Regions from separate parts of the Homo sapiens genome. Here region 1 is linked to region 2. Evidence: read pairs that join two places in POLR2A ChIA-PET (ENCODE). Cell type or tissue: B cell. All regions are shown on one strand.

Region 1 (8,000 bases), 480 kb before region 2:
TTTAATAACACTCAAGTTGGCAATAACTGAGCTCTGAGGTGCTACTCATTCATTCCTCAGTAGTGAGACAATGGTAAAGCCCTCAATTTGCTGCTGCCTCCACTCAACCACAGTGTTAATAGTTTACATTTATTTCATCTAAACTGAGAGCACCTGAGGTCAGAGGCTACCTTGCATTCATTTTCATATTGGTCCCAGTTCCTGGTCCACAGTAGGTCCTCAACAAATGTTTGCTATTTATTAAGAATATTTTACTCTATTAGTACAAATTCTATACATACTTATGTTCCCAATATAATATATATAGCAGTAACTCTGAAATTTTCTACTTTAAATTTTTAATAAAATAGTTTTAGATAGAATCATAACTTTTACTTCCTTATTAAACAATAACCACAGTATTGTTTAGGTACACAGCAATGCTCTTAGGGACGGAAAACTAAGATATTCAAAGCTACTTGGCCTACATTACAGGATGGCAAATTTTTGTACGTTTATAACCAGTCATTCTGTGGTCATGTCTTAGCCATTTTGATTCTAGTAGCATTGTTCCTGCTGCCCTGTCTCTTGCTACTTTTAATCTGCTATCCAATTTATGAAACCAGATAACTATCTTTATGAAATTAGCAACCTTAACACATATTCTAAGATGACAAACACTAGCCTATACAATCTATGGAACAAAGTGCATTCACTACATGTCTCATATCTTGATGCCTTTTTAAACTTAAAAGAATTCTTGATCCTTTTTTGATAGGTGGGAATGCCCAAAGTTTAATTTTAACCTAAGTGGGAAAATTTCCACATTATAAAGAGATAAAGGTAGAGCTATGAGAGCAGTATGAAATAGAGAAGTAGTAAAAGCACAGGAAGTAAACAGAAGGAAACGAGATGAGAATAAGAAGACAAAGTTGAACGAGTAAGAGAGACTGAGAAGAAAACAAGAGGAAATGGGTAGAACTAACTAGAGCGAGACAAGAAAAATAAGACACAGGCTCCAAGAGAAGTGTTAGGGCAGAATGCCTAGTGCTCTTTTTCACAGCTTGGTGGTTATCTGGGACCTGAGCATAAGTTACCTCTCCCATCACTCTTCTTTGAAATAATCTATCAGTTTAGAAAGTCTCTTTTGCACTGAGAAATAGTGGCATGGTTTTATTTTAAAACTTCAAAGTTAATTTTTTGGCCGGGCTCAGCGGCTCACGCCTGTAACGCCAGCACTTGGGGAAGCCGAGGTGGTCGGATCGCTTGAGGTCAGGAGTTTGAGACCAGGCTGGGCAGCCTGGCGAAACGCTGTCTCTACTAAAAATACAAAAAAATTAGCTGGGCGTGGTGGTGTATGTCTGTAATCCCAGCTACTCAGGAGGCTGAGGTGGAAGAATTGCTCAAACCCAGGAGGCGGGAGTTGGAGTGAGCCGAGATGATCACACCATTGCACTCCAGCTCAGGCGACAGAGTCAAACTCCATCTCAAAACAAACAAACAAACAACAACAACAACAAAAAAATCCCAGAACAAACAAAAAAACTTCAAAGTTTATTTTTGAAGCAAAAATACTTACTGTTTCATAGTAGTCTATATTTTCTACAGAGTATGAAACAATGATCTAGGTTTTAGAGGATCTGTAAACTAGCTCTTGCCTAAAGTCCCTGACATGTACAATCTGTTAGATTGCTGGATACTTTTTGTGGGGGAGGTAGTTTGAGGTTTTCTCCAGTGTGCTAATGTTACAGTTATAACTGACTTACGAAATAACTGCCTTAACTCTTCTTTTCTTTTACCCTAAATGAAATCTTCTTTGTGGTCTGGTTTGACCCTATATGTAGTCTCATTTGACCCTATATGTAGTCTCATTTGACCCTATATATGTAGTGGCGGTAGGAACTAAAACCCTCAGGAAAAGGTGAGTTACTAATATTTGTAGTTTATCTATCAAACAATCTATCAAATTCCAGACTTTCAGTTCAAAATGAGACAGCCACGAAACTGACCAAATGAAACTGCACTTGATATTTTTTTCTGTTCCACACCCCGCACTCATCTGCCTTTACTTACTACCTTTAATCTGTTGATAAAATTGGGAAAAAAACTACATACTGCTGAAAGCAGATTATAAAAATGAAGTTACCAGCTGGGCGAGGTGGCTCATGCCTGTAATCCTAGCACTTTGGGAGGCTGAGGCGGGTGGATCACCTGAGGTTAGGAGTTCGAGACCAGCCTGGCCAACATCGTGAAATCCCATCTCTACTAAAAATACAAAAATTAGCCGGGCATGGTGGTGCACACCTGTAATCCCAGCTAGTCTACTCGGGAGGCTGAGGCAGGAGAATTGCTGGAACCTGGGAAGCAGAGACTGCAGTTAGCTGAGATCGTGCCACTGCACTCCAGCCTGGGCAACAGAGCGAGACTCTGTCTTGAGGAAAAAAAAAAAAAATCACAAGGAACTGAATTATGTTTAGTCCATGAAAAGGAAGATATAAAGAACAGTCTTTGAACAAGTAAAATTCCACCAGAGAGAAGGGCATTCTGGCTCTAACATATATAATAACTTCCCATTCATTAATAGATTCTAGAGGGTGTTAACTGATGTGCTTGCAAGTGGGGAAGAAGCATCATATCATAAACTTGCATTATTGATCCAAATACAAGTGATAACTTTTTCATGTATAAAGGCTTCATGACAAAAAGCTAGATAATTGGCAGAAAACTGGTTGATGATATAGTCAGCATTTCTGAATAAAGAAATGAAGAACATGAGTGGTAACAAGAGCGTTTTCTGACGGTTGAGTCATTGTACTATTTCTTCTTGGATCAGGAAGATACTCATGTAAGAGAGTACACATGATGACTCCGAACAGAAGAACCAAAGTCACAAGATACTGCCACACTTTGAAGAAAATGGCAATTTGCTATAAAATGACACTGGCTCTCTAAGTCTGATAATGTAACAGAAAGACAAACTGTTATATTTCAAATTACATGTGACCTTTACAATGGCCACTGCTCACTAGAGAATTCTGTTCAAAGATTCTAACCCAGTTTAAGATGAATCTTAAGGTTATTTCCTTGCTGTTTCTTTTCAAACCCGTACTTACCTGGCTGATGTTTACATATGACCCATAGGGTTGGTAGTTTCACTAAGCCCAGGATGGGTTCCTGGCAGTGTGGTTGGCGGCTCTGCCGATACGGCAGAAACTTTTTCTTCTTCCCTTCTCTTAAGGCAGGCTGCTTTGGGGTTAAGGTTCCTCTCTAAAACAGGGGGAAAGAATTTTTATCACTATGGTTTTAAGTTATGAATTAGGTCTCAAGCTGAACAAATTGCTGTTGTTTTGTGTAACTTCATTCCCATACTAAGTACCATCACATAGAAGAAACAATGTGCTCACATAAAACCTCAGCATTGAACTGAGCCTCCAGATTTATACTTCTAAGTGACCATCTTGTGTTTTCTTCATTTTTTGCTTATGATTTAGTTTTCTAGGGTTTGATTTGATTTAAATCAAAATGCTACTCTTCACTCAAACATTTTGGCAAATGCTGTTGTTATTAGGCTACCAAGTCTCTTCAATGTCCTACTAAGACACGGTACACTGAATTGACATGAATGCTGACATCTTGTACTTAGAGAGAGACACCTGTGCTTTATCTAAAATGTTACCAGTTCAGAAAAGGATAAAGTAAGAGATATCCTCAGCTATTCCTCTAAAGCAGTGGTCCCCAACCTTTTTGGCACCAGGGACTGGTTTCGTGGAAGACAATTTTTCCATGAACTGGGTGCGGGGGGCTGGGGGGAAGGGGGCAGGGATGGTTTCAGGATGATTTCAGCACATTACATTTATTGTGCACTGTATTTCTATTATTATTACATTGTACTATAAAATGAAATAATTATACAACTCACCATTAAGTCAGTGGGAGCCCTGAGCCTGTTTTCATGAAACTAGATGGTCCCATCTGGGGGTGATGGGACAGAATGACACATCAGGCATTAGATTCTCATAAGGAGCAAGCAACCTAGATCCCAGATCCCTTGCATATGTAGTTCACAATAGGGTTCATGCTCCTATGAGAATCTAATGCTGCCGCTGATCTGACAGGATGTGGAGATGCAAATGATGGGGAGTGTCGGTAAATACAGATGAAGCTTTGCTGGATTGCTCTCTGCTCACCTCCTGCGGTGCAGCCAGCCCGTTCGTTCGTAACAGGCCACTGGTACTGGTCCGTGGCCCAGGGGTTGGGGACCCCTCTTCTATAGGAAATGTGCCAATTCGAGGGAGAAGGATAGATAGGTGGAGCACATCTTACTTTTCTACTTTGATATGTATGTGAAACAAGATGAATGAGTTGGTCTTTCTATTGCTGGAGGTGTTATTAAAAGGGTGGTAAAAACCTCTGCTGCTTCTTATAAAAGATAGCAAACAAGACTGCGTGGGATCTGTGACACGGGCATTTTCAAAAGAGGTTAAAGAATAAGCTGAGAGGTACAAGGATCGCTTGAGCCCAAGAGTTGTCAAGGCTGCAGTGATCGTGCCACTGCACTCTAGCCTGGATGACAGAGCAAGACCCTGTCTCAAAAAAAAAAAAAAAAAGAATAGGGTGCTACTGTGAGAAATAAAGGGAAAGAATATCCATCAGATCAAAAACCCACTGGATCAAAATCTACTTACACACTACTTACTATTCCTGTTGGATTTTTTAAAAAATGAGTTTTAAGCCCAAGATATCCATAGCTTCTGATATAGCTTTTCATTTGATTATAACATATAGTATAGGTTAACAGTTGTTCCACATATTTTTATAAATGGATTAAAAATGCCCTAATGAATATAATATAAAGGGATCATTTGTAATTAGTCTAGAATGAAAATAGTATTTTTTAGAAGTTGTAATATTTTATGTCAGATTTTCTTGAAATGAGGGCATAGCCGATATACCATTAGTACAGCTCCCCTTTTTCCATGTCCCCACCCCACCCCCAACCATTTTTTCAGAGATGGGGTCTCACTACGTTGCCCAGACTTGCCTTGAACTCCTGGGCTGAAAGGATCCTCCCACCTCAGCCTGTCAAAAAGCTGGGACTACCAGCAAGTGCCACTGTGCCGGATTCCCCTTTAAAGTAGGTAAAAGTGTATCTGGATGTATAAATTTCAATACACATTTACAGTTCACATCCAAGTTTTTAAAAAGTAAACAAAAATCTTCATTATGGTAAACTTAGCTGACTCCTGACTATCAGTGATGCATACTAATAAAATTTCATTTTAGAGTTCTAATTTTCTAAGCCCCTGTATTTAGAAAGACATAGAGCCTATACAACTATAAGGAGGATGAATGAAGGAAGAAAGATACACTCTTAGTTAATTTATTAGGGTAACTAGCAGGAAAAAATAGTATGTTCATCATTATGCAAAAAATATTAAGAGCTGCTTTCTTAATAAGTAGTTGTGCACCTCTAACAAATAAGAGTTCGTCCTTCATCAGTTTGTTTTTTATAAGAGACTGTGGGCTGGGCGTGGTGGCTCATGCCTATAATCCCAGCACTTTGGGAGGCCGAAACAGGCGGATCACCTGAGGTCAAGAGTTTGAGACTAGCCTGCATGGTGAAACCCGATCTCTACTAAAAATACAAAAAGTGAGCCAGGCGTGGTGGCGGGTGCCTATAATCTCAGCTACTCGGGAGGCTGAGACAGGAGAATCACTTGAACTGGGGAGACGGAGTCTGCAGTGAGCCGAAATCGCGCCACTGCACTCCAGCCTGGGCGACAAGAAGAGCAAAACTCTGTCTCCAAAAAAAAAAAAAAAAAAAAAAGTGAGACTGTGGAGGTTAAAGTCTCATATAATGACCCGAGAGACTGAGAAGATGGCATGGATTAGCATGTAAAACTTAAAGAGGAGAATGTGAGATGTGAAAATTTTCCAACTGAAAAAAGGCTCACATTTCTCTTTATAATGGAAAATTGCTCTTAGCCAACTATGACTCTATCACACCAGGATCTAGGAGACATGATGAGAAATGCTTGGAAGGATCAGCACCAAAAACTCAGTAAATTAGGCAAGATCTTTCAGGTTCCTATATTCAGACAAAGAACACTTCTGGCAGGAAGAACAATACTATGGCAGACTCTAGGAAATGTGAAATAAATACACAACTTTGATTCAAAAAAGACTAAGGCTACTCTTTCATACCTCTTGGTGTGTGACACAGACCACGGCAAATGTGTGCTAAGTAGCCAGAAAGATCTGGTACTTCTCATTACCTGCAGGGCATGAGAAGTATGTCTTCCCATATTTCAATTAGGGGAATTCTATCTATTGACTTCTTATGTAGTTGAGGACTTGACTCTCTTATAACATCAACTTTGCAACATGTTTATAGCAAAATTTTTGGCTAACTCACTAGTCACTTCTTACATTATTATGACTAGGAAAATATTTATGTTATTATGACTATATGGAGATAGCTGCTGAGGTTAAGAATTTTACAGTAGCCTGGGCAACAAAGTGAGACCCTGTCTCTACAAAAATTTAAAAATTAGCCAGGTGTGCTGGTACCCACCTGTAGTCCCAGCTACTGAGGGGGCTGAGGTAGGAGGATCACTTGAGCCTGGGAGGCTGAGACTGCAGTGAGCCATGATTGTGCCACTGCACTCCAACCTAGGCAACAGAGCAAAACCCTGAGGAAGAAAGAAAAGGAAAGGAAAGAAAAGAAAATACAAGACAAGAAAAGAAAGGAAAGGAGAAAAAAAAAAAAGGAAGGAAGGAAGACAGGAGGAAAGAACAAAAAAGAAACAAAGACAGAAATAAAGAATAAGACAAAAAGAAAGAAAGAAAAACAAAGAAAAAAGGAGGAAAGAGAGAAAGAGAAAGAAAGAAAAAGAAAAGGAGAGACAGGGACGGAGAGAGAGAGGGAGGGAGAGAGAGGTAGGGAGAGAGAGGGAGAGAGAGGGAGGGAGGGAGAGAGAGGGGAGGGAGGGAGAGGGAGGGAGGGAGGGAGAGAGAGGGAGAGGGAGGAAAGGTTTGATCCTTTTGTAGTTCATGAGCATGATGATTGGGTGTTCACGAGTGTGTGTGAGATGTGCCACCCTCCAACCTTGTTATGACCTCAGCACATTACCCATCTGACCTCAACTTGGAAAAGAAAAAAAATTTTTTTTTTTACAGTGATTGCTCCCTTGCTCATATAACTGTTTATTTTTCCTATAGTTAATAGCTACTTGTTTTTTCATTTGTTAGTAATGCAAATTCCGTCTCCCTAACCCCACCACTGAATGCTCCAAGAGATCTAACAAATGCCTATCAATATATTTTCCTAAAATCTTGAACACATCATCAATTAATTCCATTTTCTTTCCTTGGAAACCTTTCTTCTGCAGCTAATAGTATTCAATTTTCAATGGACTAGTTGCTCTCTAGGCCCAGTAGCTCTTGTCATGGGATTTATTTTTGCTGTTTTTCTATGTTAAATCCTTTGTTTCCTGGATTCTATAACATTTGTCTTTGTTGATTATGCACTTATTTGGTTAAAGCATATGTTCCAGATGCTTTCTGAAAAAATATACACGAGCCAGGTGTGGTGGCTAATGCCTGCAGTTCCAGCTACCTGGGAGGCTGAGGTGGGAGGATCGTTTGTGCTAGGAGTTTGAGACCACCCTGGGCAATACAGTGAAACCCTGTCTCTATTTTTTAAAAGGATGTATATGGAAGGTAAATTTTTAAAGGATTTGCATATCTGATATATCTTTTTTTTTTTCTTTGAGACAGGTTCTCACTCTGCTGCCCAGACTGGAGTGTGGTGCTACAACCATAGCTCACTGCAGCCTCAATCTTCTAGGGCTCAAGTGATCCTCCCACCTCAGCCTCCCAAGTAGCTGGTACTTCAGGTATGAGCCAAGACATCCAGCTAATTTTTAAATTTTTTTTAGAGATGCGGCCTAACTGTTGCTCAGGCTGGTCTCAAGTCATCTCCTGGGCTCAAGGGATCCTCCTGCCTTGGCCTCCCACTG
Region 2 (8,000 bases):
CCACTTATCTGTGGTTTCACTTTCTGTGGTTTCAGTTACCCACAATCAATTGTGATCTGAAAATATTAAATAGAAAATACCAGAAATAAATAATTCCTATGTTTTTTATAGCATTCTATCCTGAGTTTTGTGATGAAATCTCACACTGCTCTGCTCCATGCTGCCTGGGACATGACTCATCCCTTTGTTCGGTGTATTCACGCCGAATATGCTGCCTGCCCATTAGTCATTTAGTAGCTTTTTGATAATGAGATCAACTGTCGTGGTATCACAGTGCTTGCGTTCAAGTAACCCTTATTTTACTTACTAATGGCCCTAAAGTGCAAGAGTGGTGATGATGGTGGATATGCCAAAGAGGATCCATAAAATGCTTTCTTTAAGTGAAAAAGTGTAAGTTCTCCACTTAAAAAAGAAAAAAAATTACATACCGAGATTACTAAGATCTACAGTAAGAATGAATCCTCCCTCTGTGAAATTGTGAAGAAGGAAAAAGAAATTCATGCATAGTACACTTGCATGTTTAGTACTATCTGTGTCTTCAGGCATCCACTGGGGGTTTTAGAACGTATCCCCCACGGTAAGGGGGATACCGCATTTTTCTAGGTGTCTCTAATTGTGCTGTCACAGCTCTTTCCAAGTCTAGACTCATGAAATATATATATTTTGTTCAACTATTATTGAAAACAACTAAGTATTGTTCCACTAAGAATATAATAAATTTTGTTGTATTTATGAAACTTCCATTAGAGCAACAACATTGTTAGTTTAGCCTTCCCATACATTTCTGTTTTTTTCTCTGGAGTGAAGATAGAACAGCAAGGGAAAAAAAAACTGATGCAGTAATATGACCTCTTAAAACTGAAATTCATCTAAAATGGTCTTTTGACCATGATGGACTGCGTAAGTTGTAATACAACAAAATCATTTCAAAATCTTTTTTCCAATAGCTGCACGTGTATATTATTTGATCCAACACTGAAACGAAATTGCAAACATTTTAACAGCTTCTTTGTTGCAGCTCTGAATCAGAAGGGGAAACTTGCCAGAAATCCTGGTTTTTTTTTCCCCAAATCATTCCATCCACTTCTAAATTAATGCATTGGTTGTATTCTGCCCCCTTTGGTTGAATTACATTAAAGACAAATTTATTCTTTAATCTTCTACAATAAAAAGATGTTAATTCCACTATTTAATTTATTTTCTAGATAAAATAATATGTGTTTCTGATACATCTGTTTTTAAATTTTCCCATTTTTATAAGTTGCTTGGATGTGACCAGGAAAATTCCTCCTACGATGGCTTTAAAATAAATTTTATTAACCTATTTTCATTTTGTGAGTGAACCAGTGATATTTACTATGACTTTCTTCTTCCTTTCAAGTATAATTCAAGTTGTTATTTGATAGTGTGTTGTTAACTGAAACTTATGGAGAGTTTCTTACATGTAACTTAGAGTTAAGTGAGAGAGACAGACATTTATGAAATAATCTCACAAATATTTTTATAAGTACCAAAATTGAATCCTTCCTGGACTTTCAGAGTGAATATTAAGGGGATTTTGTCTGTTTAAGGGGTCACGAAAGGAATTTGAGCTGAGAGTTAAAGCATAAGTAAGACAAAATGCATAATATTGGGTGTGTGGGAGGCCAGGAAGGTTTCAGGAAGAGGGAAGGGCATGAACAAAAGTTAAACATAGGCCTCTGTGGCTAGAGCTCAGGCAGCAAATGCAAATGTGCTTCAAGCTATATTAAGAACTTTGCCTTTATTCTACGTGCAATAATACATTAGCTTGGATGAATAATAGCTAAGAACCTTTCGGTTGCCAGTAATAGAAAATTCAATCCAGCCTTTCTTCATAAAATAAAGAAAGGCAGAAAAAGAACCATTGGCTTATGTTATGGTGAAGTCCAGAGTTCAGATCCCACTCTAAGGACAAGTTTTATTCATAGGGTGATGATCTTTTCCTGCCCCAGTTCTGGCTCTTTTGGATCCCATGACTCTACCCTTATCCTTAATCTTCAGTCTGGCTCCTACCATGGTCCCAAGAACTAGTCAATCTTTCTGATTGGATTTGCTTAAATCATATGCCCACTCTGAAGCCATTCTTTGGCTAGGGGAATGCTGTGCTCTACATGGTTTAGGTATGGGTTAAGTGCCCTCCCCTAACATTATCTCTGTGGCTAGGGAAGCCAATTAGGGAATCCATAACTCTGGAGCTGGAGATGGGGGTAATCCCACTCAAACCACCTTGGGGAGAGGTGGTTTCCTAAAATAAACTTAGGGTGTTACTGTCATAAGGAGGATAGAAATTTTCTGGACAGACATGATCAGATATCCAACATACTTTGGAGATTTTTAAGGAGATTGAGAAAGGAAAAAATAACATAAACAGATCTGCATTAATGACAACAACAAAGCAAGATGGGCTTTGGAGTAGAAAATGGTCTGAAACGGCTTGGAGTGGATCAAGACTGCATGCAGGGAAGAACAGTTAGTGGGTTAGAGTAGTAATCCAGTGTGATGATAGCCTGGACAGAGGAAATCACAGAAGAATTGGGAATAAGCAGAGAGATTTAAGAGACATGTGGAAGATGAAATGGATGCAACTCAGTGACTCACTGGATTTGAAGGAAATGAAGACCAAGAAGTTATTAAAGATAACCCCTCGGTTTCTGTCTTACACATAAATTGGATAAATGGCCGTGACATTATACTGATAAGAAGTACTAAAAGAATACCAGGTTTGGGAGTTATGGTCTCAGTTTCAGATAAATTTTAGTTCCTTTTGGAACCAGCCAGAAGACACTTACATTGTTTGGGTTTACTCAGGTACATGTATGAAAGGATTTGGAACAAATCACCTTTCATGCTTGGCTAAATTTCCCTAAATCTTCTCCTTTCAGAAAAAAATAGCTTACCACTCTACATAACCTCCAGGAATAAGTGTTGACATTTCTCCCATAATTTTTTTATGCATTGCATAAAGAGAAAAGAAATAATCTCTTTTCTTTCTGAAATCCCCTTCAGCTGGATACACTCTAATCTCTATTAACACAATCCTCTAGTGTACAAGGGACCCTGCTGCAGGCTCCTAGACATCTAGCACATGATGCAATGGGAGACACAAAGACACACACTCATGGCTTCTATTGATGTTCATGTTCTTTTCTTTCTCTTTTTCTCTTTCTTTTCCTTCCTTCCTTCCTTCTTTCCTTCCTTCATTCCTTTCTCTCTTTTTCTTTCTTGATCCCACTCTCTCACCCAGGCTGGAATGCAGTGGCTCAGTTATGGCTCTCTGCACCCTCGAACTCCTGGGCTCAAGTGATCCTCCTGCATCAGCCTCCTGAGTAGCTAGGACTACAGGCACACTCCATCACACCGGGCTAATTTCAAAAGTCTTTTGTAGATCAAGGGTCTCACTATGTTGTCCAGGCTGGTCTCAAACTCCTGGTCTCAGGTGATCTTCCAGCCTCAGCTTCCCAAAATGTTGGGTTTACAGGTACTATTGATGTTCTAATATGCTTTAAGAACTGAGGTGCTGGTGAGGTGTTTGCAGGGGAAGGGCTTCAATTTTAAAACGTACTCCTGTCAGTTTTAGAGTTAGTTCTTCAAGTTTTGCATATAGTATCTTGTTTGGTTGCAAGTGGTAAAAACCCAATTCAAAAAAACTGAAAATTAAAAGGGAATTTATTGGCTCTTATTAAAAAGAAATACAAGGTGATGGTGGCTTGGAGAAGTCTAGAGACATAAAACATTGCTAGATCTTCCTGTCTCTCTCCAGGCTGTATTTTCGTATGTGATTCTTTCAACCACATCTACTGAAGACAGATGACTTTTTGTGGTTTGGTAGGAATGAGATGTGAGGGGTGGGCTAACAAATTCACACTTACATTAACACAGCTTGGCAAACTCAGGAGATTAAAAGAGCTTTCCTCTCCATAGCCCCTTTATAAAACTCAAGGGCAGAAGTTTTATCTTGGTAGGTCATGTGCCAAACCCCAGGAAGATAAGGAATTATGATTGACCAGTTGTGGGGGCTATATAGCTTCTTGGGGGCAGGGATAGAAACCTAGGAATCAAAGGACAAGTAGTTTTCCAAAGGACATGTGCATGTTTGTGGGGAAAGGAAGTGAGGAGAAGGGACACAGTAACCATAAGAAGATAGAAAGGGATGCTTAGTACAAAAATAATAAAAATAATAATTTGTCCTTCTAATTACAAGGTATGAAAATTTCTTCAAGTGTTTGCTCCATGGAGGGGAAAAAGACTTTTTCATAGCTAAGACTTGCCAAGTAGTTCTAAACCCAGGTAAATCCACATCTACCATTAAAATACTCCTCCCATTTCTTCATTAGACAAATATTAACTGAGTGTCTACTTTGTGCAAAGCTTTACTTTAGTTGCAATACGGGAAGCAAAATATAGTGCCTCCCAAGTTATAGTTTAGTGTCTAGGAAGAGAAATTCTCAAACTCAAGTAAGTGGGATTGGGAATGCTGGTGTTCACTATTGTTAGGGTACATATAAAGCTATAGAATGAAAGAATCTCATGGAAATAAAAGGAGCTGTAATAGGGCACAGTCTTATCAAGATTAGGATAGAGGGTTGTTCTGCATCCAAAGAGTGATACCTCTGGGCAGGAATTTTTTGTATCTTCTCTTTAGCGTTTCACCAAATATGTGGTTCAAATAGAGATGACATATCTGTTTCTCTTGGTCCAGCTAAAAAAGGTTTTTTAAAAATACATATATACCAGAGAGGATGCCTGTTTGGCTTTACTAATAACCATTGTGACATCTGAGCAGTGTGTTAAGTTGGTTTCCCACAGAACCCAAGTTGGAGGCAAGGATTTAAGAGCTGGTAGTTAATTTGGGAGATAATTTCTGGAAGCACTTTTAAGGGAGTGGGAAATTGAGACAAGGAAGGTAAGGAAGCTCATTACTGAGCTACTGCTGTAGGCAACTGGATTTTTGTCCCATTGGGGGACTCTGGGAGACAGTGTAGAATATTTCTCAGAGTTATCCCAGTTGAGAGGCAAAGAAGTTGGATATTTCCCCTCCAACTCTCATCTGTCAGTGGCTGAAAGCTAATTTCAGGGGCATTAATGTCCATGTCCATCTAGTATGTCCATTTTCTCAAGTGGTAAGTGGCAGGTGCTTACAGCAAGATGCTGTCAGCGTAAACTGGATCAGGGAGTATGGGAGGGGACACAGGCAGGGAACCAACAGCATCTGTTATAGGGAAAACCCTATTCCTGTCAAATCATAGGTTGACAGCCTTTGGGTCAGTGTCTAATCAGCTTTGGCTCTTGTAGGAATTGTACTTATGTGGTATTAAACAGAATCTAAGACTCCCTTTTCAGGAGGACTGTGAACCATGGCAGGAACTGTTGATTAACATGTCTAATACAAGGTGATAGAAATATGAAGATAGTGGCCGGGCGCTGTGCCTCACGCCTATAATCCCAGCACTTTGGGACGCTGAGGTGGATGGATCACCTAACATTAGGAGTTCAAGACCAGCCTGGCCAACATGGCGAAACCGTGTCTCTACTAAAAATTCAAAAATTAGCCAGGTGTGGTGGCACATGCCTGTAATCCCAGCTACTTGGGAGGCTGAGGCAGGAGAATTGCTTGAACCCAGGAGGCAGTGGTTGCAGTGAGCCTAGATTGCACCACTGCACTCCAGCCTGGGCAACACAGTGAGAACCTGTCTTGAAAAAAATGTTTGTCATGAAGGCCTGAAAACAGCAATATCCCAATAGCAATGAGCACATTTAGCATCAAGATCTTGTTTTTTTTTTTTTTTCCTTCATTAAAAGCAACAAGGCAGAGTCGAGGCAGGAAAATTACAAGATGAGCCTGGAATATCTTGTTGTTGTGTCAGAAAGTAAGGACATGCTCAAAGAAAGATGAGGGTGTTAAAAAAAATAGAAAAGCCAGATTTTGGAGGCTCTCCCTGGCCAAAATTTGGGAGTTTGGTCATCAAAATAAATAACAACATGGATTATAAAATTGAATTAAATATGAATTTATGAAACTATACTGATATAAATAAATAAGTAAATGTAGAGAGGGTAAAGATTTTCCTTACAACTAGTAAATGTAGAAGGAATGATAGAATTAGAAAATCATTATTTGACAACCACCATAGAGATAATTAATTCAGAAAAAAATCAATAAATACTACAACTAATGGATAAAATTTGAAGAATGGAATAAATTACCTCTTAATAAACTCTTATTAATTAGAAAGTTTAAAAAGTATAAATTTACAGTGGAAAAGCTTGGCAGACACCACCTCAATCAAATGTAACTCAAGATTCATTGAGAGGAGTTTTCTTTTCTTTTTTTTAGAGACAGAGTCTTGCTCTATTGCCCAGGCTGGAGTGCAGTAGTATGATCATGACTCACAACTCATTGCAGCCTCAGCCTCCTGAGGAGCTAGGACTACAGGTTCACACCACCATGCCTGGCTAATTTTTTTTCATTTTTTGGTAGAGACAGAGTCTCACCATGTTGGCCAGGCTGGTCTCAAACTCCTGGCCTCAAGTGATCTACCCACCTCAGTCTCCCAAAGTGCTGGGATTACAGGCGTGAGCCACCGTGCCAGCTATTGAGGGGAGTTTTCTAAAACAAAAGGAGTCTCTCCAAAGCAATAACCTCTTTACCTCCAAGGATTAAAATTTCAGCCACCCTCTGTTTACTACCTCCCATATCTTCCCTCACTATCTCCTCCTCAAATGACCCTTTTAACCAAGCTCCCCATTAAAAATAAAAATGAGATAATTCCACTCTGAGTCTTAAAAGACCTCTTTTATTTTCATAACTGCTTCCTTTTCACAAACATTTCAAAATATTTTGAATGGAAATTTTGATTAATTATTGTTTCTTGCTTAAGTTATGGCTGTGTTATTTACAGTGAGAATTGTGACCATAATACACAAAGTACTGGTGAGTTTCAAAGTAGGAAAGTTGCTGGTAAAAGTCTTGCAGGAATTGATACACTGTTTTGACAGTTTACTCACTGTAGTGGATTTTAAAGGGCCACAGACTCTTTGAGCTTTTCCATCAAAATGTATAGTCTATATCCTCATCTCTTGTGACTTTGGCCAATGGAATATGAAGTGACATTGTGGCTTCCTAGCTGAGGCCTCAGAAGTCAAGAAGCTTCTGCTTTTGTCCCCCCGGAATCCAGCTACTATGGGAGAAATCCAGAGCGCCCTTACCACAGAGGCCGTGTAAAGGCAAACCGAAGCATGCAGCCAACAGCTTCAGTCAACCACCAGACACGTGAGTGGAACCATTCAGGACCAGTCAGCCCTCGGTCACCTTGCCAACTGACTGCAAACACATATGCCAATCCAGTCAATCATGGAGAGCAGATATGAGTCAACCCCACTGAGAGTCCTGCTGAAAATATCAACCCATAGAATTAGGAGGCTTAATAAACCAGGAGTTAACCAACTAGAGCTTGTGGGCCAAAACTGGCCCACTGTCATATAAAAAAGGTGTTTAATTTTAATTAAAATTATTTTTAGAGAGTATCTCACTCTGTTGCCCAGGCTGGAGTGCAGTGGCATGATCATAGCTCACTGCAGCCTCAAATTCTTGGGCTTTAGTGATCCTCCTGTCTCAGCCTCCCAAGTAGCTAGGACTATAGGTGCTCTCCATCATGCCCAGCTAATTTTTATTTTACTTTTTGTAGATATGGGGTCTTGCTATATTGCCAAGGCTGGTCTTGAACACCCGGCATCCCAAAGCACTGGGATTATAGGTGTGAGGCACTGCACTTGACCATACTGCCTCTTTTTGTAAATATAATTTTATCGGAACATAGCCACATCCATTTGTTTACATATTGTCTATGGCTGCATTTGAGTTACACTGGAGTTGAGTAGTTGTAACAGAGATTGCATGGTGCACCAAATTTTAACATACCTACTATTTGGCCTTTTGCAGAAAAAGTTTCCCAACCTTTATTTTAAGCCATTAAGTGTTG

The links. ChIA-PET counts read pairs that join two places held together with the same protein. Peaks named below come from ENCODE experiments on the same cell type or tissue, not always from the same donor. Only the 100,000 strongest peaks of a DNase experiment are listed, where the experiment ranks them.
Region 1: POLR2A ChIA-PET joins it to region 2 with 6 read pairs; 2 of 35 experiments call an interaction of 5 or more read pairs at or near these places.

Annotation. Positions count from the first base shown.
Region 1 is chr15:57,277,691-57,285,690 of GRCh38, reverse strand. TCF12 (transcription factor 12) reads right to left here. Exons shown (of 21, transcript NM_207037.2): 20 at 3,093-3,246. The coding sequence ends at 3,104. SNORD13D (small nucleolar RNA, C/D box 13D) reads left to right here and starts at 7,034; the gene lies at 7,034-7,124. RefSeq lists an enhancer at 853-912. In B cell, a CTCF peak has its summit at 911; DNase peaks (open chromatin) are centred at 960, 1,682, 3,240 and 4,130; H3K4me3 peaks cover 4,242 bases; H3K27ac peaks cover 7,286 bases.
Region 2 is chr15:56,798,173-56,806,172 of GRCh38, reverse strand. No RefSeq gene overlaps it. Among named protein-coding and RNA genes, the nearest start is that of ZNF280D, 69 kb to the right of the region's middle. In B cell, no CTCF peak of the experiment used is centred here; a DNase peak (open chromatin) is centred at 22; H3K4me3 peaks cover 1,994 bases; H3K27ac peaks cover 1,240 bases.